Regions from separate parts of the Homo sapiens genome. Here region 2 is linked to region 1. A link is an interaction called in ENCODE POLR2A ChIA-PET data of the cell type or tissue named here. Cell type or tissue: HepG2. All regions are shown on one strand. Each heading gives the region's core, and the rest is flanking DNA. Links, peaks and the distances in the headings are about the cores only.

What was found. Peaks named below come from ENCODE experiments on the same cell type or tissue, not always from the same donor. Only the 100,000 strongest peaks of a DNase experiment are listed, where the experiment ranks them.
Region 2: POLR2A ChIA-PET joins it to region 1 with 14 read pairs; 28 of 35 experiments call an interaction of 5 or more read pairs at or near these places.

Annotation. Positions count from the first base shown.
Region 1 is chr16:87,780,746-87,795,872 of GRCh38, reverse strand. No RefSeq gene overlaps it. Among named protein-coding and RNA genes, the nearest start is that of KLHDC4, 22 kb to the right of the region's middle. RefSeq lists enhancers at 4,724-5,923, 5,741-6,242, 15,020-15,119. In HepG2, for the core only: no CTCF peak of the experiment used is centred there; DNase peaks (open chromatin) are centred at 5,672, 6,132 and 6,935; H3K4me3 peaks cover 563 bases.
Region 2 is chr16:87,849,995-87,865,121 of GRCh38, reverse strand. SLC7A5 (solute carrier family 7 member 5) reads left to right here. Exons shown (of 10, transcript NM_003486.7): 2 at 13,273-13,398. MIR11401 (microRNA 11401) reads right to left here and starts at 11,226; the gene lies at 11,158-11,226. RefSeq lists enhancers at 65-645, 3,860-4,617, 10,310-11,215, 11,389-11,628, 11,216-12,123 and 5 more and a silencer at 8,999-9,187. In HepG2, for the core only: no CTCF peak of the experiment used is centred there; DNase peaks (open chromatin) are centred at 6,391, 7,421, 10,811, 11,231 and 5 weaker places; H3K4me3 peaks cover 1,953 bases.

The sequences.
Region 1 (15,127 bases), core at 2,574-10,573:
CAGGGTCTGAGCATACAATTCTTCTCATATGACACTGACGAGTGATTCCACATGGGCCACCAGGGAGGGACCATGGCCTGGGACGTGACATTGCTTTAGCCAAGGGCAGTTCCTGGAGAACAATTTGTGGAGAAACTCCTGGTCGGGGGACGAGAGCCTCAGTGCTGTGGGGGTCTCCAGAGAGCCCTCCACAGCACCCCTTGCAGTTGGTGGTCCAAGGCTCTGACCCCAGCTCATGTGCCCTACAGCACCCAGTGCCAAAGGCTTTCCCGTGGCCTCACTGGAAGGATCAATGCGAGAGGACTGAGGGCCTCCCCAGTGGCGAGCCAGGGCCCGGCAGCTGGGCCAGAGAGATCAAAGGGGGACCATGCGGTTGATACACACAGGGCCAGGCTTTTCTTGAGCTTGCTGGGAGGGAAGCGCGGCAGCAGTGGAGACTAACGCAGGGAACACCTTTGGCATGTGCCGAAGACTAAGTGTGAGGGCTGGTTTAGGTCGTGGTAGATTTCTCTGGCTGCTTCCCCTTGAAGACAGTCCCCTCAGCAAAGCGACCTGCTGTTGAGGACGTCCACCTAGACTTTGTAGGAAGGAGCAATCAGAGGGCTCTGCTCTATTCCTTTCTCTGGCCGGAACCCTCAGCCTCTCCGTGGGTGTCCTGCAGCCTGGGATACCCCACCTGGCAGTGCCTCCCTTTAGACTCGCCCCTCTGGGACCGTCGGCTGCCTGGTTTCTGGAGTGTCACTGCAGGGAATGGCAACAGTCTCCTGGTGTCTGACCACCCCTCCCAAGCTCATGAAGACTGGGGAACTCCTACCTGGGCTGGGCCAGGGGTAGGTTAGACCTCTGAAGCAGGTGCTGTTTAGTATGATTTCTGAAGCATCACCCCTGGTGAGCAGTGGAACCCCAAAGGGTTCAGGCTGGGAAGGGAACCCCACAGGGAGGTCATGCCAGGGCAGTTGGCTTCAGACCGCTGATCAGGGTCCACAGGGCACCGAGGTGGCAGGGTGAGCAGAGAGCCCTTCCGCCGAGTTAGCAGGGATCCCAGCTGTGCCAGAGGACCTTGTAGGACCTGGGACGGGCCACCTCACCTGCACCACCAGGTCCCCTCACGCTTTGGAAACTGCCTACGTGTGATCACGATCACCAAAAGCTTCCGGAAATGCGTATCTCCTGTGGGCTGGGGAAGGCGTATGTGTGCATAACATTTGCTTCGGAAATTGTACAAAGTCCCGGGCCTCTGGTTTCTTGCCCAAGGAAATGGGAACAGTCCCTTTGATCGTGAACCTGAAGGTGGGATCAGAGGTCCTCACCAATGACTGAGACATGCCTGCATGCCAAGGATGTGAGGCCTTGACACAGCTGTTTGCTGAAATCAGAGATAGTCTCTGTTTTCTTGGGGGATAGGGAGGAAACCATCATCTCTGGTACAGGAGAATCCTGTCAAATGGAAGGGACCCTTTGCAGGCTAACAATGCTTCTCAGGTTACAAAACACAGTGCACAGTTGATATTGCCTCATTTCATCCTCTGGGACACCCTGGGGGATAAACAGCTTAGATTGTTCAATTCCCAGGACAGATGAAGTTCAGAGAGGCTGAGAGACCCGCCTCTGATCACACCACTAAGTGGTCAAGTTGGAATTTCTATTCTGAGTATTAGCTTTTTTTTTTTTTTGAGACGGAGTCTTGCTCTGTTGCCCAGGCTGGAGTGCAATTCACAATCTCAGCTCACGGCAACCTCCGCCTCCCAGGTTCAAACGATTCTTCTGTCTCAGCCTCCTGAGTAGCTGGGATTACAAGCATGCGCCACCATGCCCGGCTGGTCTCAAATTCCTGAACTCAAGTCATCCACCTGCCTCGGCCTCTCAAAATGCCGGGATTACAGGCATGAGTCACCATGCCCACCCCAAGTATTAGCATTATGAAGCAAGAACTATGGCTTTTTAGCTATTCCTTCTCCTTGCTCTAGGGATTGCAACATCTACCCTTAGTTTTTCACAGTCTACTCAGAGTGTTTTGTTTTGTTTTGTTTTGTTTTTTGTTTGTTTGAGATGGAGTCTCGCTCTTGTTGCCCAGGCTGGAGTGCAGTGGCGCGATCTCGGCTCATCACAATCTCCACCTCCTGGGTTCAAGCGATCCTCCTGCCTCAGCTTCCCAAATAGCTGGGATTACAGGCATCTACCACCGTACCTGGCTAATTTTGTATTTTTAGTAGAGACGGGGTTTCTCCATGTTGGTCAGGTTGGTCTCGAACTCTCGACCCCAGGTGATCCACCTCCCAAAGTGCTGGGATTACAGGCGTGAGCCACCGCGCCCAGCCCAGAGTTAGTATTAGAAATATAAACGTCACATAAAACATAGAAGCCTTGTGACCATATTTACCCAACCCCCCATGCTTCATGCTGCTGTTGTCTTGCATATTGCACCTACATACATTACAAACCCCAGGGTGATGTGGTAATTTTGGCTTTATACAGTCCTATGTATTTTCAATAAATTAAAAAAGGAAAAGTTATGCTGGGCATGGTGCCTCACCTCTGTACTTTGGGAAGCCGAGGTGGGTGGATTGCTTGAGCTCAGCCCAAGACCAGTGTAGGCACCATGGTAAAACCTCATCTCTACCAAATATACACAAAAGTTAACTGGGGCAGGTGACATGGCTCACGCCTGTCATCCCAGCACTTTGGGAGGCTGAGGCGGGTGGATTGCTTGAGCTCAGGAGTTCAAGACCAGCCTGGGCAACATAGCAAGACCCCCATCTCAATTAAATAAATAAATACATAAATAATAATAAAATCAGCTGTGCACGGTGGCATGTGTCTGTGGCCTGAGCTACTCAGGAGGCTGAGGTGGGAGGATCACCTGAGCCCGGGAGGCAGAGGTTTCAGTGAGCCAAGATTGCACCGCTGCACTCCAGCCTGGCCTTGTGGCTGCATCTCAAAAAAAAAAAGCCAGACCCTGTCCTAAAAAAAAAAAAAAAAAAAAGTAAAAAGAAAACGTTTGGCCGGGCGTGGTGGCTCACGCCCGTAATCCCAGCATTGGGAGGCCTAGGCAGGCGGATCACCCGAAGTCTGGAGTTTGAGACCAGCCTGCCCAACATGGTGAAACCCTGTCTCTACTAAAAATACAAAAATTAGCCGGGCGTGATGGCACGCACCTGTAATCCCAGCTACTCAGGAGGCTGAGGCAGGAGAATCACTTGAACCCAGGAGGCAGAGGTTGCAGTGAGCTGAGATCGTGTCACTGTACTCCAGCCTGGGCGACAGAGTGAGACTCCATCTGAAAAAAAAAAAAAAAGAAAAGAGAATGTTTTAATATTGATTGGGGTAATAGCTGCATAACTCTGTCATTGTACTAACGGCCACTGAATTGCGCACTCTAAATGGGCAAATCGTACGGTAGGTGGGTTATATCTTAACTGATCTATTCCTTGAAAAATAGCTCGTTGTGCTCGTCCTCTTGGTTAGCCTGGAAATGTTCTGAGAGCAAGCTGCCAATCCGTGTCAGGTACCACAGTGCTGACTGCAGAGCTGAGCCCAAGACCAGCTGCTTGGTAAATAGTCCTTGGTTGACTGATTGAGCAGAGGCCTCCCCAAAAAGGTTTTAATTGGTTTCATGTTTAAATTTTGCAATGAGGAATAAAAATCTGCCTCAGATGAGAATTTGGTTCTTCTCCTGTCCCTTCCTATACACAAGACTCCATAGAAACTGAGCAAAGCACCGAAATTTGTGTTCACCGGATCCCCAGAACATAACCGGATTTGGAATCAGGGTCTTTGCATGTGCCATTAGTTAAGATGAGGTCGTGCTGGATTAGGGTGGGTCCTAAATGCGATGACAGGTATCTTTATAAGAAGGCCATGTGAGGACATGCACTGAGGCCACGTGAAGGCAGAGGCAGAGACTGGAGTGACAGACACGCCACAAGCCCAGGAAGCCAGCCGCCCCCAGAAGCTGGAAGAGGTGGAAAGGACCCTCCTCTTTGGCCTCCAGAGGGAGCAAATCCCCCCCCCCCCCGCCCACCCCGTGTGAAGGGGCCTGGCCTCTCTGACCTCCTGGCCTCTCTGACCTCCCGGCCTCTCTGACTTCCCGCCTTTCCCCCCATGTCAACACGGGGGGTCGCTCCCTCCTGGGTCCGTCACATGCGGGAGCCCTGTCCTCCCTGTTGGGTTGCCCTGCTTAACTTATTCATCGGGATCCCAAACCATCTTGTGTATTTGTTTACTTGTCATGAGCTCCAGGAGAGCAGAGGCCTCTGGGTGCCTGGACTGGTCTGGCGCCGGGCGGGCCTCCGCAGGTGCTTGCGAGATGAGAGGCTCCCCAGAGGCTGGTGGGTTGAGGCGGCTCGCTGTCCGTCTCCCGGCGTGGGTTTGTTGCCCAGTGCTGACCAGTCACTCAGACACACAAAGAGCTCTTGGCCTGGGCCAGGGGAACAGAGGGCACTGTGTGCTGTGCCGATGCCGGCGTCTCTAGCCTCTGAATGCTGTCTGTGCACTTCAACAGATGAAGTTCTTTCCAACTGAAATGAAACCGCACAGTGAAACGGGGAGTTGTGCCCAGCTCCCTGGCTGGATCTTCTCCACCCGTGGTCTGGAAGTCTTGTTTATTTTATTTTTTATTTATTGAGTTGGTGTCTCACTCTGTCGCCGAGGCTGGAGTGCAGTGGGGCGATCTTGGCTCACCGTAGCCTCCGCCTCTTGGGTTCAAACTATTCTCCTGCTTCAGCCTCCCGAGTAGCTGGGTCTACAGAGTGGCATGCCACCACGAGCGGCTAATTTTTTGTATTTTTTTTTAGTAGAGATGGGGTTTCACTGTGTTAGCCAGGATGGTCTCGATCTCCTGGCCTTGTGATCCACTCCCAAAGTGCTGGGATCACAGGCATGAGCCACCGCGCCCAGCCAGAAGTCTTGTTTATTTAACCCACCACTAACAAATCAGAGTGTGGCCTTGGCTGTTGATAGCAGAGAATAATATTTATTGGCTTGGTGCCATTGCTTGGGCAAGCTTTCTAACCATAGTGGGTAAATGATGCCCTGTGTCTTGGCAGTCAGGCCTGGGCTGCTCCTCTCTGGGAGGGGGAGCCCCAGGGAGCTGGGAAGGCGATGATACTGAGACAAATGGGAGAGCTGCCTGGGAGGGCCGGGCAGAGCCAGTTCCCTTGCACATTTGCCACACCAGACCCATGTCTGTAGGGAGCGCCCCAGGGCTCTGGTGGGTTGTTAATTACAGCAAACGTACATTATCTCTGGATAATTCGAGCACGGGATTCTTTTGCCTAGGGCTGAAAAGATGTGTCTGCTAGCCAAGTAGGGGGAAAGCCCGTGAAGCCAGTCTTCTCTGCGTAATAAAGATAGAAAACTTAATGCAAACCTAATTCGCAGAGAGAATCCCACCAGAGACCGTGAAGACCCCAAAGAGCAGCTTGAAGAGGCCAAAAGCTAATGGCCAAAGAGAAGCAGTGGGTTTGGGTTTTCTTTGTACAGGGAGAGGACCTCAGGTGTCCAGCGGGGTGCTGCAGAGGAGAGGCCTTGGGGGAAGGTTATTACAGGAGCCCCGCCTCAAGACGACTCACGGCAGACAGGGGAGCCATGTTTTGAACAATGCACTTGGCATCCTTGTTAAACCACTCTAGCACGCAGTCTACACTGGACTGACTCCTGACTCTCCCGTGACTCAGCGGCCCTGCAAGTCAGCTCGTGCCTTGCGTGCACAGAGCAGGTTCCTCCACCCCGTGACCCAGGACAATGACCTGGCAAGCTCGCGGGCATGGCCTGGCCCCCTTCCCTGCCCTTGTGCGTTAGAACCCTCAGGGTCCTATGTGTTAATTCCCAAGGAATGAAACAGCTGGAAGGACCCAAGAATTGCTGGGATCTCATTCCCATGGCTTACTGACTTCCCAGACCTGATGGAACAAGCCTGAGGAGCTCGCTCGGCTTTCCTGGTGGTCTTTCGTGCCTCCTGCCATTTTTCCATCTTTTGCAAAAGGCTGCAGGCAGCACCCACACAGCCCTGCATGAGGCTTGGGTCAGAAGTAAGGGAAACTGCCAAATGCAGCCTTCTGGGTCATTTCAATAACACATACCTCCTCAAGCAATGAACGTCAGCCACGTCCAACATTGCACTTAGGTCCAAAGATTAACCAGCCATTTCTTAATAGAACAAACAAGCATGTTTGGCTTTGCCTGGTGGAACTGCAGCCTCCGGGCGACTGGGCAAAATCCACGAAGAACTGAAGTAAGCCCTGGAGAAGCCTTCCACTCAGCTGGGGAAGGCCAGGAGCTGTCAGGGGGTCCGAGCTGTTTGCTGTGGTGTACGGGAGGAGAGTGTAGAGTCTCGAGAACACCCAAAGCAGCCAGGCTCCAGGGCTCATTTCTGTAATCCCAGTGCTTTGGGAGGCCAAGGCAGGTGGATTACCTGAGGTCAGGAATTCAAGACCAGCCTGACCAACATGGCGAAACCCTGTCTCTACTAAAAATACAAAATTAGCCAGGTGTGGTGGCTCACGCCTGTAATCCCAGCTACTCAGGAAGCTGAGGCAGGAGAATCGCTTGAACCCGAGAGGCGGAGGTTGCAGTGAGGTGAGATCAAGCCACTGGACTCCAGCCTGGGCAACAGAGTGAGACCCTGTCTCAAAAAAAAAAAAAAAAAAAAAAAAAAGGAAAAGAAAAAAAAATTGGTGTTGAATCTGTAGGTCAGTTTGAGGAGAACTGACATCTTTCTAATATTTAGTCTTGTCTCAGTTACTAAAAGAGCCCTGCCATTATTTTTTGGTCTCCTTACATTTCTCTCAACAATATTTTGTAGTTTTCAGTGTAGAGGTCTTGCAAATTCTTTGTTTGATTTATTCTTCGTTTGTTTGTTTTGGTTTTGGTTTTGTTTGAATTGAAGTCTCATTCTGTCACCCATGCTGGAGTGCAGTGGCGTGATCTTGGCTCACTGACACCTCCACCTCCCAGGCTCTAGCGATTCTGGTGCCTCAGCCTCCCGAGTATCTGGGATTACAGGTGCATGCTAACATGCCCGGCTAATTTTTGTATTTTTAGTCAAGACAGGGATTCACCATGTTGGGCAGGCTGGTCTCAAACTCCTAACCTCAAGTGATCCACCTGCCTTGGCTTCCCAAAGTGCTGGGATTGCAGGTGTGAGCCACTGCACCTGGCCTGTTTGATTTATTCTTAAGTATCTGATGTTTTTTATAAATGGTGACTTTATAAATGGTAACTTTTAAGATTTTAGCTTTGTTTTGTTTGCTGCTGATATATAGAAAAACAACTAGTTTTTGTATGTTGATCTTGTATCCAGCAACCTAGATAAATTTACTTATGGATTCTAATAGATTATCCGTACATTCTTTAAATTTTCTACATTTTCTAAACCTTAAACCTTTTATTTCTTTTTCCTGCCTTTTGTGCTAAGCCTTCTGGTACAATGTTAAATAGACATGCTGAGAGAGAACATTGCAGCTTCACCTTCTATTTCTTTCTTTTTAATTTTTTTTTTGAGACAGGATCTCACTCTGTCACCCAGGCTGGAGTGGTTACCACTCACTGCAGCCTTGATCTCCCTGGCTCAAGAGATCCTCCTATGTCAGCCTTCAGAGTAGCTGGGGCTACAGGTGTGTGCTAGCATGCCCAGCTAATTTTTGGATTTTTTGAAGAGACAGGGTTTCACCATGTTGTCCAGGCTGGTCTGAAACTCCTGTGCTCAACTGATCCACCTGCCTCGGCCTCCCGAAGTGTTGGGATTACAGGTGTGAGCCACCACACATGGCCTACCTTCTATTTCTTACCCCTTTCCCTTATCAGCAATCTTATGAAGATCTGGGAAGATGGCAGTGGCAGCATAGTTTTTGAACATTCCAAATCCCCACAAAAAAGCAGAGAGCATGACAACATAGCAAAACAAAAAGTCCAGGGATTCTTTCATGAGTGTTCAGTGAAGTTTTCCAGAGGCCATATGACATGATGCAGCCAGGAGATAGAATGCAGAACCAGATATAAACTCTGGGCCACTGGCCTGGCATGGTGGCTCACACCTGTCATCCCAGCACTTTGGGATGCCAAGGCAGGTGGGTCACCTGAAGTCAGGAGTTTGAGACCAGCCTGGCCAACATGGTGAAAACCTGTCTCTACTGAAAATACAGGCCAGGCGTGATTGCTCACACCTGTCATCCCAGCACTTTGAGAGGCCAAGGCGAGTGGATCACTTCAGGTCAGGAGTTCAAGACCAGCCTGGCCAACATGGTGAAACCCTGTCTCTACTAAAAATGCAAAAATTAGCTGGGCATGGTGGCACATGCCTGTAATCCCTGCTACTCCAGAGGCTGAGGCAGGAGAATTGCATGAACCCAGGAGGTGAAGGTTGCAGTGAGCTGAGATTGTGCCACTGCACTGCAGCCTGGGTGACAGAATAAGACTCTATCCCAAAACAGAAAACAAAATCTGGGCCAGGCTCAGTGGCTCATGCTTATAATCCCAGATCTTCTGGAGGCCGAGGAAGGCAGATTTATTGAGCCCAGGAGTTTGAGACCAGCTTGGGCAACACGGTGAAACTCCATCTCTACAAAAAAAATACAAAAATTAGCCAGGTGTGGTGGTGCACACCTATAGTCCCAGCCACTTGGGAGGCTGAGGTGGGAGAATTACCTGAGCCAGGCAAGTTAAGGCTGTGGTGAGCCATGATCACGCCACTGCACTGCAGCCTGGGTGACAGAGTGAGACCCTGTCTCTAAATAAATAAATACATACATAAAATAAAAATCCAATTGTCTTCTATTTGCAAAAACATAAAACAAGCCATCCTTCTTACTAAATATGTTGTGGTTTTAGAAACATAGTTGCTTTTCATTAAAAAAATAATTTATTTACATTCACATGTAATAGGATTATCACTGACAGAGTGGTTTTCTCTGCATTAGTGGGTGAGTGCAAGGGGACTCTGGTTATGTTTAAAGAGGCTGGGGTCTACATCCTCTGTGAACTCTCAGAAATCACTGCTCAGGGCCTCCTTTCAAGACGCACCAAGCAAAACCGATCTTCAAGTACAAAGGGCATAGACAAAACATCGACGTGCAAGAACTCATTATTCCCATAAGCCTTTGTATTTTTTTTTTTTTTTTTTTGAGATGGAGTCACACTGTGTCGCCCAGGCTGGAATACAGTGGCTCAATGTCGGCTCACTGCAACCTCGGCCTCCTGGGTTCAATTGATTCTCCTGCCTCAGCCTCCTGAGTAGTTGGGACTAGGGGTGTGCGCCACCACACCTAGCTAATTTTTGTATTTTTACTAGAGACAAAGTTTCACTGTGCTGGCCAGGCTGGTTTTGAACTTCTGACTTCAGGTGATTTGCCCGCCTTGGCCTCCCAAAGTGCTGCAATTACAGGTGTGAGCCACAGTATCCAGCCTCCTTTTTTTTTTTTTTTTTTTGAGACAGAGTTCTACTTTGTCTCCCCCAGGCTGGAGTGCAATGGCATGATCTCGGCTCACTGCAACCTCTGTCTCCCGGACTCAAGGAATTCTCATGCCTCAGCCTTAGAGTACCTGGGATTACAGATGCCTGCCACCGCGCCCGGCTAACTTTTTTATTTTTAGTAGAGACGGGGTTTTTGCCATGTTGGCCAGGCTGGTTTTGAACTCCTGACCTCAGGTGACCCACCCACCTTGGCCTCTCAAAGTGCTGGGATTACAGGCATGAGCCACTGTACCTGGTCCCTATATGCCTTTTAAGGAACCTCCTAGAGGCTGGGTTTCAGACAACCAAAGTGACAAGATATCAAGAGAAGGACTGCTGGGAGTGGGAGATACACGTGCATAGCTGTTTGAAGGACTAGGACAAAATGAGAGATGTGATCATATGCAATGACTCTGTGATTTGACAATGTAGAAATTATGCACATTTAAAATAGGGGTTAAGGCCGGGCGCACTGGCTCATGCCTGTAATCCCAGCACTTTGGGAGGCCGAGGCAGGCAGATCACCTAAGGTTGGGAGTTCAAGACCAGCCTGACCAACATGGAGAAACCCCATCTCCACTAAAAATACAAAATTAGCCAGGCGTGGTGGCACATGCCTGTAATTCCAGCTACTCGGGAGGCTGAGGCAGGAGAATCGCTTGAATCTGGGAGGTGGAGGTTGTAGTGAGCCGAGATTGTGCCATTGTACTCCTGCCTGGGCAACAAGAGTGAAACTCCATCCCCCCCCACCCACCAAAAAGAAGTAAGATGATGTCGGTTACATTAGATCTCTTTCACTGCTGCAGTCATAATTTTGCAAAGGCGGCTTCAGCTTCTGCACCCAGCCATGGCAGGGAGAAAGAACACGGAAAGCAAGACATAGTGGTCTCCAGTTTTATCCCTGGAGCCTGGGAGAGAGCGGGAGTGGGTTTGGCCCGTGAGGTAGGAGCTCCTTCACTCCCAGCACACGGCAGCGTCAGGGCCCCCAGAGACAGCTCTGGAGGCAACGTCCCCAACCCAGCACTCTGGCCCCATCAGAAACCAGGGAGTGGCCCTACTTCTTCCAAGGTTCTGGCCTGAAATCTGAGGGTGTCGCAGCCAGAAGGTGCAGTGTGGTTTGCAGGTCACCACAGAGAAAATGGGACTTGGGTGTGAGGATGTTCTGTTTCTCCAATTCTGCCTCGAAGGGCCAAGTTACTTTGGGCGAGAGATTCGGGAACTCCAGGAGAGCTATGCCAACTTCTCCATGGCCCTTCAAAGGCATGAGGGATATTCTTGCAGTCACCAGTGCAGAGAAGCCATGCTCAGAGCCTGAGCCGTGTTGGCCTCGTTTTCTAATCACGGTGAAATGTGGATTGCCCTTGGAATGCCACCACCCACATTCCGGCTGCTGTGAGGTCAGCGGCCCCTGAGCAGGAAAAATGGACAACTTGCCGTCCCCTGTGGCTCAGCGGTGATAGCCTACTCTCTCCTAGCAGAGAGAGAGCCGGACAGACTCCATTTTAGTTTCTTCACCTGCAGTCCCCTTTCATCTCCCTCCCTTAAGGCATAACTAGTGTAAACTGACTCAAAGCACGTCCAGAAATGCACCTACTGATAAGATACAGAGGCAAGCTGCACCAGCAGCTCCTCGGGACGCGCTCGGTGGATGGCACCCGAAGCCCCTGCATTTATCTCTTTGTGATAGTTTAAGCCCCTGCACCTGGAACTGTTTATTTTTTGTAACCAATTAATTTTTTTTTTTTGAGATGGAGTCTCGCTCTGTCGCCCAGGCTGGAGTGCAGTGGCGCGATCTTGGCTCACTGCAAGCTCTGCCTCCCGGGTTCAAGCCATTCTCCTGCCTCAGCCTCCCGAGTAGCTGGGACTACAGGCGCCCGCCACCACGCCCGGCTAATTTTTTGTATTTTTAGTAGAGACGGGGTTTCATCACGTTAGCCAGGATGGTCTCAATCTCCTGACCTCATGATCCACCCGCCTCGGCCTCCCAAAGTGCTGGGATTACAGGCTTAAGCCACCGCGCCCGGCCATGTAACCAATTAAATTTTTAACTTTTTGCCAGTTCTGCTTCTGTAAAAATTGCTTCAGCTAAAATCCTGCCTCCGCTGTTTAGACCACGGTATAAAAACAAAACTAGTCCCTTCCTCAGGGCTGAGAGAATTTTGAGCATTAGCTGCCTCTTGGTCGCTGGCTAATAAAAGACTCTTTAATTTGTCTCAAAGTGTGGCGTTTCTCTGTAACTCGCTTGGTCACAACACGACGATGGGAGGCGTGTTGGATTCTGAGTCCTGGGAGTTTGTTGTGGGTTGGCTTTATTTTGTGTATTCTTATCTGTGGATGTTTTCGGTTGGCTTGAGTGGAACCCCGTCATCCTTGCACAGTTGGATGGGCAAGCGCCTCGGGAAGGTCTCCCTTTCATTTTCTGGGTAAAGAACTCACTTTGTCGGCATCTGGATGCCACGTGGCCTGAGTCTCCTGTGACCTCTGTGCCGGTGCTTTGGCTGTGGGGGGTTGGGAGAGGCTGGAGGGTGGGTGGCACTGAACCAGCCTGGCCTGGGCACTCTGGGAGTGTGCACTTCACAGTGAGGGGTCACAGGCACAGAAGGAGCGAAGGGATGGGACTCCCAAAGAGGCTTCAATCCCCATGACTACCAAGACTCTTTTTTTTTCTGTGACGGAGTCTCGCTCTGTTGCCCAGGCTGGAGTGCAGTAGCGTAATCTCGGCTCACTGCAACCTCCCTTCCTGGGTTCAAGTGATTCTCCGGCCTCAGCCTCCCGAGTAGCTGGGATTACAGGCACGCACCACCATGCCCAGCAAATTTTTGTATTTCTGGGAGAGACAGGGTTTCACCATGTTGTCCAGGCTGGTCTCAAACTCCTGACCTCAAGTAATCCGCCTGCCTTGACTTCCCAAAGTGCTGGGATTACAGGGGTGAGCCACTGCGCCCGGCCTTTGACTACCAAGGCTCTAGATGGTTCCCATCCAGAGAACTTGGCATCTGCACATATCAGCAACGGGCGATACTGCAGCAAGACCTGCGGTTTATCCTAAGTAGTAAACGGCTGATATTTAGAATCTCGTGAGCAAATCAACTGCAGAGACAAGGGACCCATGGGGGTAAAGGGAGGGGAAGGCCAGAGTCAGGTCCATGGGGAGAGCACCAAAGGCAGCTCCCACTTCTTCAGCTTGTGAAAGGAAAATAAATCTTGGAAATCTTGTGGCCCTCAAATCACTAAGCTAAAGGGAAAAGTCAATCTGGGAGCTGCTTAAGGCAAAACTGCCTCCCATTCTATTCAGTCACACCTCTGCTCACTGAGATACATACATATCTGATGGCGTCCTTTGGAAAGGCTAATCAGAAATTTCAAAAGAATGCAACGGTTTGTCTCTCCCCGACCTGCCACCTGGAAGCCCCCCTCCCTGCTTGAGTTGTCCTGCCTCTTTGTACGGAACCAATGTACATCTTACATATATTGATTGATGTCTCCATGTCTCCCTAAAACGTGTAAAACCAAACCGTGCCCCAGCCACCTTGGGTACATGTCCTCAGGACCCCCTGAGGCTGTGTTACCGGTGGACGGTGTCCAGGTTCTTGGCATCTTGGTGTTGTCCAACAAATAATTGCACAAAATGCACAAACAAAGCAAAAAGAGTGAGGCAGCAAAAGCAGAGAGTTATTGAAAACGAAAGTACAAGGCCGGGCGCGGTGGCTCACACCTGTGATCCCAGGATTTTGGGAGGCCGAGGTGGGCGGATCACAAGGTCAGGAGATCAAGACCATCCTGGCCAACACGGTAAAACCTCGTCTCTACTAAAAAATACAAAAAATTAGCCAGGCGTTGTGGCGGGCACCTATAGTCCCAGCTACTCGGGAGGCTGAGGCAGGAGAATGGCGTGAACCTGGGAGGCGGAGCTTGCAGTGAGCTGAGATCACGCCATTGCACTCCAGCCTGGGCGACAGAGCGAGACTCCACCTCAAAAAAAAAAAAAAAAAAGAAAACGAGAAAGTACATTCCACAAGGTAGGAGTGGGCCCCAGCATAGGGGCTCAAGAAACTGGTTACAGAATTTTCTGGGATTTAAATACCCTCTAGAGGTTTCCATTGGTTGCTTGGTGTATGCCCTTTGTGAATGAAGAGGCTAAAGTGAAGTTACAAAGTCATTTACTTGGTGTACGCCCTGTGTAAATGAAGAGGATGAAGTAAAGTTACAAAGTCACTTACTCATTTGTCAATGAAATCATTTACGCTTCATTTACACAGATGCCCTATGTAAGTAAAGAGGATATTTCCTGTCATAGCTGAAGTGTTTCTATTTTATTTATTTATTTATTTTTGAGATGGAGTCTCTCCCTGTCATCCAGGCTGGTGTGCAGTGGCACGTTCTCAGCTCACTGCAACCTCCGCCTCCCAGGTTCAAGTGATTCTCCTGCCTCAGCCTCCTGAGTTGCTGGCATTACAGGCACCCACCACTACACCCAGCTAATTTTTGTATTTTTAGTAGTGACGGGGTTTCACCATGTTGTCCAGGCTGGTCTTGAACTCCTGACCTCAGGTGATCTGCCCGCCTGGCCTCCCAGAGTTCTGGGATTACAGGCGTGAGCCACTGTACCAAGCCCTTACATTTGATTTAGTCCTAGGCAGTCTCTCGGTTCCCTTCTTCCAGGATCTATTCTCCTGACTCAGCTGTGTCACAGTGCCTGTCTTTGACCTGGCAAAATAAGCTTTCTTCATTGATTGAGACCTGTCTCAGATTTTTGGGGTTCACAGGCTCCCAGGGCATTTAGGGTGCCACTGAGCACCACGACTCGGTGCGTTTCCTCCCAGCAGCAGGAGGCCACACACCTGGAGCTACACAGGGTGAGATGGGTTAGGGTCTAAAATCTCTGCATTGAAGAGTGAACCACATCTAAATGCAATGTTGTCTCCTGCGTAGGATCCTGGATGGGAACAGGAAAAGGATGTAAGTAGGAAAAGACCCAGGGAAATCCAAAGCAAGTCTGGGGTTTAGTTAATGGCAATATACCAATGTTGGTTGCTTAGTTTTGACCAATGTACCATTGTATGGAAGATGATCACTGGAGAACTTCAGGAACTATCTTAGCTGTCCTGCAAAGCTACGATTATCCCAAAAGAAAAAAATTATCAAAACAAGTAAATGAGGCTGGGCGCGGTGGCTCACACCTGTAATCTCAGCAGTTTGGGGGGCTGAGGCGGGTGGATCACTTGAGGTCAGGAGTTCAAGACTAGCCTGACCAACATGGTGAAACCCCGTCTCTACTAAAAATATAAAAATTAGCCAGGCATGGTAGTTCAGGCCTGTAATCCCAGCTACTCAGGAGGATGAGGCAGGAGAATCGCTTGAATCTGAGAGACAGAAGTTGCAGTGAGCCAAGATCGTGCCACTGCACTCCAGCCTGGGCGACAGAGTGAGACTCCATCTCAAAAAAAAAAAAAAAAAAAAAGGAAGTGAATAAAAAGCCACAGGAAATAGCTCCCGAAGGCTGAGCCTGTGGGGAGAGGGTGAAGGACTTGTGGGCAGAGGGAGGAAGGCGTGGGTGGAGGGAGGAAGGCAGACACAGGAAAGCTAGACTGGGTGCTCCACTGAGGGACATGTGTGGTTCTCTTTGCAGGAAGCAGAGCTCAGCTCTTGCCCTCTCACATCCTTTGAAGATGACCACCT
Region 2 (15,127 bases), core at 3,471-11,470, 68 kb before region 1:
AAGAAAGAGAAGCTGTGTTCTCTGAACAGGCAGACCCTGCTGAGAGAGGGAGGTGTGTTGGGGTTCAATCATTCTGGTGGGAAAGATATTAGAGATAGTTATAGAAATAGACACAAATCTTGGAAGGCCGAGAAGTTGGCATAACTTCGGTAATTAGCTCTGGCTGAAGGCGGCCTGATCCCTTTACCTTTAATTAAACAAATAAAAATAGTGATAAAAGAAAGGCAGCGTAGTTTACCTAGCTAGCTTGTTTACTCGCATAATCTTAAGACCGTGGGTGTTTAAGTGCTTTTTACTTGGGAAGTCCACAATGTCTGTTACATTCTAATGGTGTTGACTCAAGCTTTTGTTAGTTAATCATACTGAATAAATGCACGTCTGACTAGCTGATCAGGGCCAAGTAGCAACTGTTTACAGGACTCAGCAGGGAGCCTATAAGCGGCTGGGACCCTCAGCTGGACTGGCAGAGCAGAATATCTGTGTGTCTGTACTTTATTCATCTGTCACCGGGTCAGGGGTCTGCAAGGAGTGCTGTCGCAGAGGTGGGCTTTGCTGAGGCTGGTAGAACTCCAAGCTGATTCTCAGGTCATTCTGACTTCAGCTCGGAGAAGGGCAGTGGATGTCCCGGGAAGGGAGACCCTGCCCTTATAGGGGGGCTTCTGACAGGTGCAGGGGGCAGCCTGGAGCCCGGACCAGTGGGCAGGATGGGCGCTCCAGGGTGTGAAGGAGAGGCCGGGCGTTTGATCTGTGGACATTGCTCCTGGAGCAGTGAAAAGCCATAGAAAGTGATTTATTTTACTTATTTATTATTTATTTATTTATTTATTTTGAGGTGGAGTTTCGCTCTTTTTGTCCAGGCTGGAGTGCAATGGCACGATCTCGGCTCACTGCAACCTCTGCCTCCTGGGTTCAAGCGACTGTCCTGCCTCAGCCTCCCGAGTAGCTGGGATTACAGGCATGCACCACCATGCCTGGCTGATTTTGTATTTTTTAGTAGAGACAGGGTTTCTCCACGTTGGCCAGGCTGGTCTCGAACTCCTGACCTCAGGTGATCCGCCCACCTCGGCCTCCCAAAGTGCTGGGATTACAGGCGTGAGTCAGCCTACTCGGCTGATATATATATATATATATATATTTTTAAATGATCACACATAAGGTTGGGTTCTGGAATTTTCTGCTTAGGAAGGGAAAGGGCACCTTTTACCCCCTTATTCCTTGAGCCTGATCCTACAGAAGGTACAGTGGCTTTCGGGTCTGGATCCTCAGCCCTCGGGCCTCTGAGGCTGCCTTGGGAGAGGGTATAGATTTGAGAACAAGGTTCTCAGTTTTGCTGGCTGTCTTTTCAGTCGCCCAGGCACGTCCCACAGAAGGTTTCTTTTTGTGAAATAATCGTGTGAAATGGGTTGGCCTCGGTGCTTAGAACCATCCCACTGACGGTGAGTGAAAAAAATCCCTTGCTTGTCAGTCTGGGTAGGAGATGAGGTCCTTTCACGCGTGTCTTCGTGTTGGTGCGCTTTTCACTGGTCATAAAGGTGAGAGGAACCAGCTCCATGTGTCTCTTTCTGGATGGCCATATGGAACTTGGCATGACAGTAGGGTTGTGTGGTTATTTATTGCTTAACGAAGACTTGGCAGCGTGTACTGGAAATTCAAGCGATGCTGGGTTTTATCAGAAGGCGCAAAGGCTGGAGCTGAGATTCTGGCTGGGCCTGGATTTGGTTTGGGCAGTTTATCTGACCTCCCTGGGCCCCAGCTGGCTCTGCATAGCGAGTAGGGTAGCATCCACTCAAAGTCCCGGTCCACTGTGGCCCGGCACTGATCCAGGCGAGTTCTCAGTAAGTGGGAACTCACAGGTTCAGAAGATGCTGTGGGCCTCAGGGGCTTCCACCTCCAGGGAGGTGCTCTCAGAAGAAGGGCCCGATGGGCTCACTGCATCGTGGAGAAGATACCCTGGCTCAGTCTCAGTCACTTCTCCAAGCGCATAGGTGTTCGGGAAGTGGCCTGCAGACAGCTCCTCCATGCCTTGAAAGCAGAAGTAGCCCCCTCCTGTTTCCCTGTCCCAGTTGGGTGAAGCATGGGGGGCTGCTGAGACAGTCCCAGGCGTGCCGTCACGCAGGGGCAGGCCGTCCGTCGGTCTCGCGGGACTCTGGCTGCGGGTGGCTGAGGACACCTGGCCTCATGGGAGACGGTGCCAGGGTCCCTGGAGTGAGGTGGCTCTCCTCCCCATGGCTGTCACTCCTCAGCAGATTGGTGTGGGCGGGTATGCGTTTAGGAACCTGTGAGCTGAGACACTGTCCAGCTAGCATCAGGCCAAAAGCAACCAAGGCTTTGAGAAATCCACCTGGCCCCGCCGAGCCTGTTTCTGACTGTGGAATGGGATTGGCCCCAGCGCCAGGTGTCTGGGAATCCCAGGCCTCTGCGTGTGAAGGTGCCAGTTGCACGGGCTGTGACCGTCCCTCCACGTGCCTGTATCTCCTGCTCACTGTGCACATGGAGCAGCCCTCAGCCTCACTGTCTTCTCCTCTGGCAAAAGAAGGAAGGAGCAAGGGAACAAAGAGAGGGAGGGAAGAGCCAGAGACAGGAGCCAGGGTTTCCTTTAGTCTGGAGCTCTGGGTGCGAGATGATGTCACCCACCCACGCTCGGCACAGGCCCAGGGTCGGGGGGCTATGGGTGGAAGTAGGAATCGCCACAACTGTCTCTGAGCCCCTCCCTAAAGGGTGAAGGGTGTAAGGGGTGGGTTTTGATGGCTGTGGGCTTAGCTGTGGTCAGTGGACTCAAAGGCCAGTTGGCCAGTTAGCAGTGACCAGAGAGCAGAGGGGGCCTGTGTGTGTTTTGCCCCAGGGTCTTCAGGCTGCCTGGCTGCCTCTATCTGCCCCCTGGGTGTCCAGCACCACCCCCCCAACCGCTGGGGTATCCAGCACCTGTAACCTGTAGCCCCGCTTCTCAGTCCAGGCCTGTTCCAGGGCCCCCCTGGGGTATCAAGCACCTGTAGCCTGTAGCCCCACTTCTCAGTCCAGGCCTGTGTAAAACCTGGCCCCGGGTTGGGTTTTGGGATCCCTGCACCCCTCCACCCCCAACCCCCCACAGCTGGGATCCTGGCTCAGCTGGCAAAGGTTCTGCGTGTTTAAGGAGCTGGGTGGGCCCCAGAGCTCAAGCCGTGGGCTCATTGCAGGCGGCAGCCAGTGATTAGTGCTGAAATCTGACTTTCCCAGCCGCACATGAAAGTGCCGCCGGCACCTAGGCAGGTCACGCTGCATCACGGGATTCGGGGCAAGGCCGTAGGGGGAGCTCACAGAAGCACATGACCTGAGCCACACAGGAGAGCCTAACGGGCACTTGTGACCCTTTTTTCTTGGGTCACAGACCTCTTTCATAATCCAGCAGAATGTGCAGAATCTTGCCCAGAAATGTGTATCAGCCGCCTTCACACAGAAGGGTGGGTTGCGCAGACCCCCGGGGGCCCAGGCCAGGTTGAGAGCCACCCCCAGGAGAGGGGTGTCCAAGGTAGGGCACACTCTTGGACCACCTCTTGGCACCTCTTGGCCACCTCTTGGCCACCACTTTGCACTCCAGCCTTTGAAGCCAGTGATAATCCCCAATTTACAGCTGGGGAAACTGAGGCAGGAGCGAGCCAGGAGCCAGGGGCCACAGTGCCCACCTCTACACTGAGGCCACCATTTGTCATCAGGCATAGGGGAGCACAAAGCCACGCCTGGGGAGTCTGGTGGGTGCCAGGGGTCTGGGGAGGTGTCAGTCAGCAAGACTGGGTGGCCCAGTCGGCCCAGGTAAGGACACAGGTGGGTCAGAGGCTCATCTGTGTTCCCCAGCATCCCCTAGGGGCCCTTTGCGCTCCTCCACCCTTCTCCATCCTTCCCAGACTCACATCCAGGTACCCTGGACAGCCACAGGGTTCTGCCCCCCAGTAGGCCTGGCCCTCCCTGGAGCATCACCTGGATAGCTGGCCATGGGCAGGCCTTGCCTGGCCCGTCTGCAGGGACAGGACACGTGTATGCATGCAGATTGGTACTGTGTGCCCGCACGCTCCCCAGAGGCCCTGTGGCAGCACCCTCTTCCCGCTGCTGCCCTTTTCCAACAGGAGGGCCCCCCACAGCGTCTCCTTCCCTGATACTGGCCGAATCCTGAATTCTCCCTCTGGAAGGCGGACCCTCCGGGGTGGCCACAGCACGTGCGTGCCTCCGGGAGTGTGGGAGGCGTCTCTCCCTGCATCCCTGGCCGTCAGACCACCCCAGGTGGGGACCGTTCTCTGGCATTGCCCGCCCCTCCCCTGCCCTAGGATTTGCCCACTACGTGAGGAATGAGCACCGACCTCCTATTCTGGGCCTTGGAGCGTGACGCCCGCAAACTCGATCCCTGCTGAGTCATCCTGACCTCGGGGTGGGCCAGCATCTGTCACTACTGAGACACTGTATGTGTGAGCTGCTTGTTAACGAGAAAGCCAGACTCTGTAAAATGTTTGAAGAGATTTATCCGGAGTCAAATGTGAGGACCAAGGCCTGGAGGCCCTGAGGACATGTGCCCCAGGGGGTGGGCCACAGCTGGAGTTCATACCTCCTACAAGGACAGAAGTTACAGGCAGACATCAGTCAGTACATGAAAGGTATTTGTTGGTTCTGCCGAGAAAGGCGGGACAACTCCAAGGCGGGGATGGGCTTCCTGGTCACAGGTGGGTTCGAAGATTTCCTTTTTCTTTATATATATATGTGTGTGTGTGTGTGTGTGTGTGTGTGTGTGTGTGTGTGTGTGTGTGTGTGTGTGTGTATTTTTTTTTTTTTTTGAGATGCTTTTGTTACTCGGGCTGGAGTGCAGTGGTATGATCTCAGTTCACTGCAACCTCCGCCTCCTGGGTTCAAGTGATTCTCCTGCCTTAGCTTCCCGAGTAGCTGGGACTACAGGCATGCACCACCATGCCCAGCTAATTTTGTGTTTTTAGTAGAGACGGGGGTTTCACCATGTTGGTCAGGCTGGTTTCGAACTCTTGATCTCAGGTGATCCGCCCACCTTGGCTTCCCAAAGTGCTGGGATTACAGGTGTGAGCCACCGTGCCTGGCAAAAGATTTTCTGATTCACAATTGGTTGAAAGAGTTATTAGCTAAAGACCTGGTATCAATAGAAAGGAGTATCTGGGTAAGACAGGAGGTTGTGGAGACGAATATTGTGTTTTGTTTTGTTTTGTTTTGTTTTGTTTTTGTCACCCAGGCTGGAGTGCAGTGGCATGATCTCAGCTCACTGCAACCCGGTTCAAGCGATTCTCCTGCCTCAGCCTCGCAAGTAGCTGGGATTGCAGGTGCCTGCCGCCACCATGCCTGGCTAATTTTGTATTTTTAGTAGAGATGGGGTTTCTCCATGTTGGTCGGGCTGGTCTCGAACTCCTGACCTCGTGATCTGCCCACCTCAGCCTCCCAAAGTGCTGGGATTACAGGCATGAGCCACTGAGCCAGGCCAAGATCTGTGTTTGAGTGTTAGTGCTGGTCCGCTGTACCTGAATTCCAGAGGGAGGGGGTATAACAAGGCCTGTGTGACCCCCTCTTCCCATCGTGACCTGAGCTCGTTTTTCAGGTTAACTTTGGAATATCCCTTTGGCAATAGGAGGGGTCCCTTTAGTCAGTTACGGGGCTTAGAATTTTATTTTTGGTGTACGTGCTCAAACTGCAGCTGCTACAAAACCAAGGCCATGGTGACCCCGGGGCCAGTCCAGCTTTGTCCCTGTGCTCTCGAGCTGCTGGAGGCCAATGCAGGATTCTGTCCACGGCTCTCATGTGTGGCTTCAGAGCCTGAGGGTTCTTGGGGCCCTGTCTTCACCTGCTACCGTGTAGGGGCCTTGTGAGCTGAGTCAACTGGAAGAGCCCAGGGCCTCTGCAGAAGGCCTGAGCAGGGCCCGGGCACTGTCCCTGGAGCTCTGAGTCCCTCAAGCTGTGTGGCCCGGAGCCAGGCGCTTGACTTCTCTGGTCGTTTGCTTCAGAGCTGGAAGCCTGGGGTGACGTGGGTCTTTGGCAGGGGTCAGGTAGGGGAGGGGCCAGCCAGGAATCAAACATCCCTGACAGGTGAGGGGGCAGGTGAGGAGGGCAGGGCAGGAGCCCCTGGAGCACTTGTGCAGCAGCATCTGGGCCGGTGCAAGCCCTGAGATGGCTTCAGGTCCTGCTCAGAGCTAAGGGCTCCCCGTCACCAGGGATTCTTCCATCACTGCATCTGCAGAGCCCATCGGGATTGGGGAGAGGCCCTGGCCTTAGCTTGGAACAGCTGCATCCTCCTGTCGGGTGTACAGGCTGTGCACTGGTTAAGCCTGAGCGCAGAGTCTGTTCAACGAGTTCATTGTGTGGTATTTGCTTCCGCTTGCTGTTGAGTTGGACTGGCTTGGACGCTGGCCAGGAGCCCAAGTGGACTTGGTGCTTCTCTTTGACAGCCGGGATTGAAAATCCCAGTCAAGTGGCCAGAGCACGAGGGTGAGATTTAGGAGACCTGGATGTCCTCACTTTGCCGCCCAGGAACTGCTGTGTGACTTTCACCAAGTGGGACAACCTCTCTGAACTACGTTTACCCCGGCTATAAAATGGAGGTGTTGGATTGGCTGCCACAAGTGTCCTTCCACCTCCACAATACCGTGACTGGAGCGGGTTTTCACTCCTTTTTCTTGTTAGCATAACTGTTGGAGCTGTAGAGGGTTTGGAGTGGGGCGTGGGTTTCCGGACCACAGATGTGTGAGGCTCCGCACTTAGCCAGCAGTGGCAACTCCTTATCACTGGTGCCCACGGCTTCATCTGTGCCCTGAAGATACTCATGCTGCGGTGACTGGTCAGATTAATGGTGATGCTTTCATGGGGCGCCGTAAGACACGTCCGCGAGGTATTTCGCCCATGCAGCAGGAGGCAGTTGTTCCAGTCTGTTGGAAACAGGAAAGGGAGGCTCAGTCCCTGCAAAGGAACTTGCCGGAGTTCACACAGCATTTCAGCACCGGGTGGCCTGGTTTCAGAGTTTCAGAGGGAGCGGTGGCCCTTCCTGTCAGCCCTGGGGGTCTCCTGGAGTCAGGACCCTTGGGAAACCCAAATCCACCAGGACGCTTGTGTCAGGAGAACCTGACCACATGAGAAGCTGCCCTTTTCCAGTTCTCCTGCTTACCCTGGACTTGGGATGTTGGCAAATTTCAGAGCTTGCCAAATCTGCATCTTCCTGGCCTGTTTAAAATGAATGTGTCAGCCCCATTCTGGACAGCAGCTGACACCTCCTCCCCCGTGCCAGCCAGGACAGTGTGGTTGGGCGTAACTCAGCCCCGGTTAAAAATGGAAAAAAGTACAAAGACATGTGTTCAAGGGCTGGTGACAGAATTTGAAAATGTGACACCAGCCTGTTAGTAATTTGTTTTCACAGAAATCTGTTTCAACACTGAGCAGACAGGTGGGGCCAGGGCCTTGGGATCATCTCTCTGTTTGCCCAGGGACATCTGTATGTCCGGCCCAAAGGTGGGGCCTTGTGCTCTGCAGAGACTGGGCATCAAAATTGAGCCATTATAAGCAGACCATCCCGGCCAGGCGCGGTGGCTCACGCCTGTAATCCCAACACTTTGGGAGGCCAAGGTGGGCGGATCGCCTGAGGTCAGGAGTTCGAGACCAGCCCGGCCAACATGGTGAACGCTTGTCTCTACTAAAAATACAAAAATTAGGCCGGTGTGGTGGCAGGTGTCAGTAATCCCAGCTACTGAGGCAGGAGGCTGAGGCAGGAGAATCACTTGATCCCCAGAGGCGGAGGCTGCAGCTACTCGGGAGGTAGATGTGAGAGAATGGCTTGAACTCAGGAGGCGGAGGTTGCAGTGAGCCAAGATCGTACCACTGCACTCCAGCCTGGGCGACAAGAGCGAGACTTCGTCTCAAAAAAAAAAAAAATGTGAACGCTGCCTTTGCTTCCCTGCCCCGGAACTGCTTCATTTTCCTTGGGGTTTCCGGACCACTTTGACCTCTCTCTCTGGCCAGCAGTGGCAGGGAGGCAGGTGGATCTGGAGCCGGCATGGGCAGGCTTGGCATTCCAGCCCATTCTGGGGTGAGGTTGGCCTTGGGTGAGGACAGGGGTCACTGGGTCAGACACATTCATTTTCTGGAGCCCGGGGCGGTGACGTGTCCATCAGGGAAGCACGCGCCTGTGCTGGGGGCGCTCCCCAGGCCGGCAGCACCAGCCTCCCTGGGACCTTGTTCTGTGCAGATGTGTTGTCTCCATCTCCCGGACCTGCCTGATCAGAAGCTCTGGGTTTCCATCCGCCTCCCCCACCACTGCTTTTATAAGTTCCCCCGGGGGATGACACGGGAGATGGTGGGGGCTGTCTGTCGGTGGAGAAGGTGGAGGCTTGTACTCAGAGCAGGGGATATTTAGACTTGAAGGGGCCAGGGAGGAAGGTACTGGTTCTACTAAAGCCCCATGTGCACTGGGCAGCCACCAAGTTCGGGGCCCTGTGCGTACCGAGTGGATTCCGACAAAGAAGCTGTCTCAGGAGCCCCAGCCAGCTGCAGAGGGGGGCCCAAGCTCCAAGGCTGGGTGTCAGGTTTGCCAGGTGCTGGCTCCGCTAGGGGCCACAGGCTGCACTGGGCGGGACTGGGCTGGGCTGGTACCTGTGCCCGGTGTCGGGCCAGCTGTAGTTGCTGTGGTCAGCTGCCGCTCTCCGGCCCCGTGCGAACTGCTGTGCCCGGTGCACCCTGGGGGACCAGGCTGCCTGGGCTTCCTGGAACTGATGAAGCTGCCGGCCACTTCCTCTGTGCTGTCTCCAGCAGGCAGTTCTGGGTAAACAATCGTCATTTGCCTATAAAGCTGCACAGCTCACAGGCCTTGGACCATCTCTGCCCCAGCCCCAGCATTGGCCCTCTGGACAGACTCTGAAACCGTGCGCGGAACACAGCCTGTCATTACAGATGACTCCTGGAGGCAGTCCTCGGGGGCCTGGCAGGAGCACTTCTGTTTCTGTTGGGTCTGAAAATGACAGAAGGGACTGCAGGATGCCTGCCTGGGCTGGACGCCTGCCTGGGGCACTCACAGTGGCTGTGTTTGGGCTCGAAGGGGCCCGGGAGGATCATGTTCACTGGGTACTCCCACTTACAGACAGGCCAAGGTGCTGAGCCCTGCAGGACTCACTGCTGTGCCTGGCTCGGGGGCAGGTGAGGACCGGCGGCCCAGGGAGCAGCCTCTGTGGCCAACAGAGAGGATTTTCATTGTGGCTGACCCTGAACCCTATCCACGGATGCTCCTGTACCTGGTACATGTTTATTACCTGAAAGAATCAGGCATTAGTCCGTGTGGGGTGGGTTCATGGGGCCTGCGGGGTCCCCACCCAGCCGGGGCCCACAGGTCCCACCTGCTCTCCATATTGAACACACCTGTTACTGGCCCTTCCCCCACCCCTCTCCTCCAACACTGGACCCTGGGGGATCATCCCTTTGCTTGTAGCGGGATTTTATCAGGAGCTGGACAGAGTTGGGGCCAGGAGACCAAGATGCCAGCATCAGGGGAGGTGAGCAGAGCCGGCTGCCGCAGAGGTGAGCGTTCACGGGCATCAGGCAGGGAGGCACCTCAGAGAGTCATCCCCCCGAGGGGAGAGGGGTAAGGCCAGGGGCCAGGAGAAGGCAGCCTCCTGGTTTACAAGTTGTGGGGGTGCTGTGCGTGTGTGTGCACGTGTGTGATTGAGCAGAGTTGGGGGGTCAGCCAGCGGTATGCACCTGTCCCGTCTGTGGGCCCAGCCAGCAGTATGCACCTGTCCCGTCTGTGGGCCCTCCCTGTTCAGGTGCCTTCTTGCATGGTCTCTGAGGTCAGTATCACTGCCGGCCCCACCCCAGAGATGGGGAGGCACAAGGGGGTGGGGGTGTCCCCCACCTCATGCTGGGTGGTGGCAACCTCCCCGGGACGCCCCAGCTCTGAGCAGCAGGGCACGTGGCGAGAGCAGTGGGAGGCCTTGGTGCCCACCCCAGGGTCCTGAGGAGAAATGGGCTGGCCGCGTCCCCAATCCCTCCTGCGTGAGCCTCAGGGTATCTGAAGTGGCTTTTGAGTCAGGACCAGGACCACAGCTTGGGCCTCACTGTGACAGGTGTCCTGGCCAAGGCCCTGGCGCTGGCTCTGGGTATGGCCAGGGCTGTCCTTCCTTCACCGGGCTGTGGGCCTTGCTGTCAATGCCCACCCGAAGATGAGGATGTTTCTGTGGCTGATGGCCCTGAAGGGTGGTGGAGACACAGGTGAAGGGAGGAGGAGGGCAGGGGTTCCTCCAATGCACTGCCCCCAAGGCACCCCAGCTCCTCTGGAGCCCCTGCCAGCCAGCCAGGTGGGAGGCAGCCAGGTGAGGACGGGGAAGACAGCACCCCAGACTGGGAGGGGCCCCCAGCTCAGCCTGCCCGGCTATCTGCCAATCAAGCCAAGCCACGCCACGGGGTATCCCCGGACGGGTTTTATCTCCTGGCCCAGCTGTCCCCGCAGGCTGGCGCGGCCACACTTATCTGGGGGTGGCTGGCCCTGTGTGCTCAGCCCCCTCACTCTGACTCAGGGCACAGCCCTGTCGATCTCCCTGCTGTGGGGGCAGCCAGCAGCCCCTCCATGGTGTGGACACTGAGGCTTGGGAGAGGGCAAGTGCCAGCAGGGACTGAGGTTCAAACCCCAGACTTATCCTGTGACTGCCTCGCCTCCTTAAGGTCGAAAGGTACTGAACCCAGATGAATTCATGTATTTGTTTAAGATTTTATCTCATCTTAAAACGTAAAAAAAAGGACACTGTGGAGAATAATGAAACCTTTGTTTACTCATCACCCAAAGTCAGTGAACATGAAAATTTATGTTCTTGTTATAAAAGGAATAAATATAAGGTCCCCTTTGTTCTATGGCCATTTTGCTCCCCACCTGACTTCAAGACCCGGCCCCCGCCTGTCTGTCCTGTGGTTATTTCCAACGTCAGGAGATGATCTGGTGAACCCTCCCGGTGGCACCCGTCAGCCCCTCCAGACTGTTTTTGGTTGGGGAGCGGCTGGGTTGGAACTGGGCAGGCAGGGTCAGGCTGGCGGTGGGGGGGGGGGCGGGGGGGTCCTGGCCTCTGTCCCACCCACAGTGACAGCCCTGATGGCGTCATTACCCAGCACCACGTCAGTGTGGCAGGACAGCCCGTGGTTGGGCAATTCTGGGCAACTCGCTGCCCTTCCTGGACCCCCCAACCCCCTAGCAGACGTGACAGCCGCAGACGTGACAGCCGCGAGGGCAGTGCTCAGTGTCTCCGCAGCGCCTGTCTGGTGTCTGGAGTTCAGTGGTGGCAGCGTGCCTCTCTCCCTTTTGGGGAGAGGCAGCCTCGAGTGCGGCTTGGCCACACCCACTCCCCGCCTCCCTCCGGGCATGAATGAGCGAGTGATGCAATCAGCCGGCCTCTTGCGAATCCAGAAAGCTCTCCAGAAGCCGGCTAGGTCCCCGAGGCTCAGTTTCTTTTATGGTCGTGCTCCCCCCAACCATAAGGAAATGGGACTGGCAAGCCAGGACCTGCCCCTTGCCCTGTGCAGCGGACAAGGAGCTGCCTAGACCCACTGACCTGACCCTGCTGAGCCCTGAGGGTTGGACTGGAGAGCTCTGGACTGGTAACATCTCCATGTCCCTGGGAGCCCTGGGAAGAGGTGAAGAATCACCTCTTCAGTTTGGGTGAGGAGTGGAAGTTCCGGAATTTCAAGTATTTTATTTTAGGAATAGCAGCGAAAACACTGACTTTCAGACATTTTTCAACCAGACTTTCCTGGTGTGTAGTAGCCGTCTCCGCTCTGGCATCCACAGAATTGTAGCGGGGTGGTTAATTTCTGAGAGATAGGCAGGCGGCAGCCCGTCCCGCACCTCAGGACGTTTCCGGTGTCATTAGTTAATTAGCATGGATGTCTTTCCTCGGGGTCTGTTGCTTACATTGTAAGATTCCACAGGATTTGTTCAGCTGGGGAAAAGCCACTGGAGTCCTCAAGGCCTTGGCTGGCCAGACCTTTCTGAGCGTTACTCCCAAGGGGAAAGAGAGAAGAGGAGCCCACGGCCTTTCTGATGCTCTCACCTTCCTGCAGTCTTAGTGGTGCGGTGCCGGGAGGGCTGTGAGATCTGAGCTGTGTGGGTGGCCCGTGCTGGGCCTTTGCCCACTTCTGGGGTGTAGACGTTCCCACTGGCAGATTTCAAGCTGCTGACAGCGACAGATAACCTCGTGAGCAGAGGAGTGAAGGGTAGTGCAGCAGGCAGTGAGGGGTGTCGTGGAGTCAGTGCCTCGGGATTAATATGATTTTACTTCATTTTAAGTTGTGGGGGTGGCTGTTTCCCCACCAGCTCACAGATCCCTGAATAGTGGCTCAGCGTGCGCACATATTGCAACAGAACCCCCCAAAACACACACACACACGCACACACACACAGTGGCTCAGCGTGCCTATATATTGCAACAGAACCCCCAACACACACACACACACACACACACACACACACACACACACACACACACAGAGGCTCAGAGCTGGGTGCCTTACAGGGCCCAGGAGGACGTGCTGGTGTCTGGAGACCTGTCTGAGCGTGCCTGACCCCACATCTCAGCGCCTCCTGGGGCAGGCGTTCTGGCCATCTGTGTGGGGTCACTCAGGCTTCTGAAGCACACGGTGCTATTTTGGGTTTCATCGTATGCCCCCAAAGCAGCAGGGCAGCAGGGTCTGCTCTGCTCACCACAGGCCCCTGTGGCCCCTCCCAGGCTGCCGTCCCCAGGTGACTGGCCAGGTAGTTCCGGGAAAGCGGGACACCCCACTTCTGTTGGAATCCACAGAAGATCCTCTTTGAGGAAAGGGCCCCGCCCTCATGGAGTCCGGCAGTCGGGCTGTGCGTGGGTCTCACAGTCAGGTCAGGGTGCTGAGTAGGTACAAAAAGGTGTAATGGGCGCCTTCCAAGTGGCAGGGTCACCTTGCTCACCTGGGTCTCTGGAGGCAGTGACCCCACTTGAAGTCCTGACTACAGGTGGGACTCCATGGCCTGGTGTGGTGGGGGGTGAGGAAAGGTCCCTTGCAGATCTTAAGGGGCACCTGGGATCCAGCCCTTAGACCTGAAAGGACTGCGAAGTTTATCAAAACAGGTCTCAGAAAGTCAGAACGTGCCCTAAGGGCTGGCAGGGGACTGGAGCTGTTTAAGGAGCTTGTTTTTCTGGTGGACCTGGCCCTGGGGTGGGGGTGGGGTCGTCACCTCCCAGCCTACCCCTGAGCTGGCGTCTGTCTGCCCGTGGAACTCACCGCTGCCCTCTGTCTCCACAGTGCTGCTCACGGCCGTGAACTGCTACAGCGTGAAGGCCGCCACCCGGGTCCAGGATGCCTTTGCCGCCGCCAAGCTCCTGGCCCTGGCCCTGATCATCCTGCTGGGCTTCGTCCAGATCGGGAAGGGTGAGTACGTCCCCCAGGCCCCACCGGCGGCCCCTCGAGGCTTTGCCTGTGTGTCCTTCACAGGGCATGAGGTCCCGTCCCCGGGTGCCTCCCAGTCCGCAGCTCTGCAGTGCTGTACAACGTGGAGATTTCCCTCTGGGAAAATCACCCAGCAAGTGAAATCCGACCCAGAGGGGGACACAGGAGTGCTCCCGTGGGACAGCGTGGCCACCACTGGGAGGGGCTCTGGCAGTTTTTCTTGTTTTTTACGCTGCGATGTCTGTGAATCTTGAGAGCCCAGCTGATGCGTTGTAACCTCACCTGGGGGCGATGTGGAACATTCCAGGCCTGGCAGGGGCTATGCCTGCCATGCAGACCTCACCCGAGCCATCTCACCCTGGGTCTGTCAGAGTCCCACGTGCTGTCGCCCCTCACCCACCCCCGACGGGGCCATGCTCCTGGTCATGCTGTGATTCATTCATCATTCCATGGGCAGGTGTGGGATTGTCTCTGTGTTTCTGTCTGCTTTTTAAAGAAGATGAGGTAAGCATGGAAAACAAAACAAACGTGGTAACCCCATCACTCAGACGTGTCCACTGTTAGCATTCGGGAACAGGTGAGAGCAGTCTGGCGCACAGGTTTTAAGGCTGGCTGGCCCAGACTTTGGTCTTGTGCTGTGTGATCTTGGGGAAATCACTGATTCTGAGCCTTTTTCCCAGCTGCTTTTTCTCTTGGGGCTGGTAGAAGGAATAAAGAGAGTGAGTGTGAAACAGCCCCCGCCCCTTTGCACCTGTGTTCTCTGTTGACGTGGACTGACACAGTTGGTATTTTGCTGGGTGTCTCTGGACCCTTTAACACACACTCCATAGATCTGTGTTCTGTGTCTGCCTGCAGAGCCTCCACCCTTTCCACACTGCCATTCCGCGGTGAGGTCGGGCTGGGGTTTCATAAGCAGTTCCCATTTGTGTGGTCACAGACCCTGGGACACACTGTCCTTGGCACTGGATCCCACCCGTGGTTGGGTACAGTTGAAGTGGGGGGCCCTGTTGCTTGAGTCCAGCAGGGATGCCTCTGTCTGCAGTTCCTTCTGAGTTTGTCTCCATCCATGTTGGAGCCAGCCTAGGAGCAGAGCAGTTAGGAGCTGGCCTCCTTCTCTTCTCTCCCAGAGCCTCAGGTAGAGATGATCCCAGTCCTGGAGCTGTGGAGCTTTCGCTGAGTGCAGGCACCCGGCGGATGCACGCTCTGGTGACTCGCAGTCACCGATGGCTGCAGAGAGGCTGCCTGGTCCCACATGGCTGTAGGGGAGGCAGGTAGGACCCCAGGGCTGCAGAGGACAGGGCAAGGACCTTGCTCCTAGAGGCAGGAAGGTCCTCACCCAGCAAGCTGTGAGCTGCCCCGCCCCCATGCACGGCCAGGCCAAAACATGCAGACACAAGGACGCTGCCTCCTCCTGTGTGGGGCCCTGCCTCAGGGCTGGGAGGCTCTCCTGTGTGCACCGTGCCACTGGTGGGCTGTGAACTGAACAGTGCCCCGCAGCACCCAGCACCCAGCACGCAGCTTTAGCTGAGCCTCCGCCTTGCTCCTGGCGCCCCCTGCTGGCTGTACGTGGCACTTCGCCTTAGGACAAAGTCTGGCTGCAGCTGGGGAGGGGTCTCCACACCAAGCAGGTAACCTGGGCCTGCAGGGGGATGCAGTGCCGGGCTATACTGACCTCACCACAGCGAGGCGAGCTCCAGGGGCTGGGGCCAGA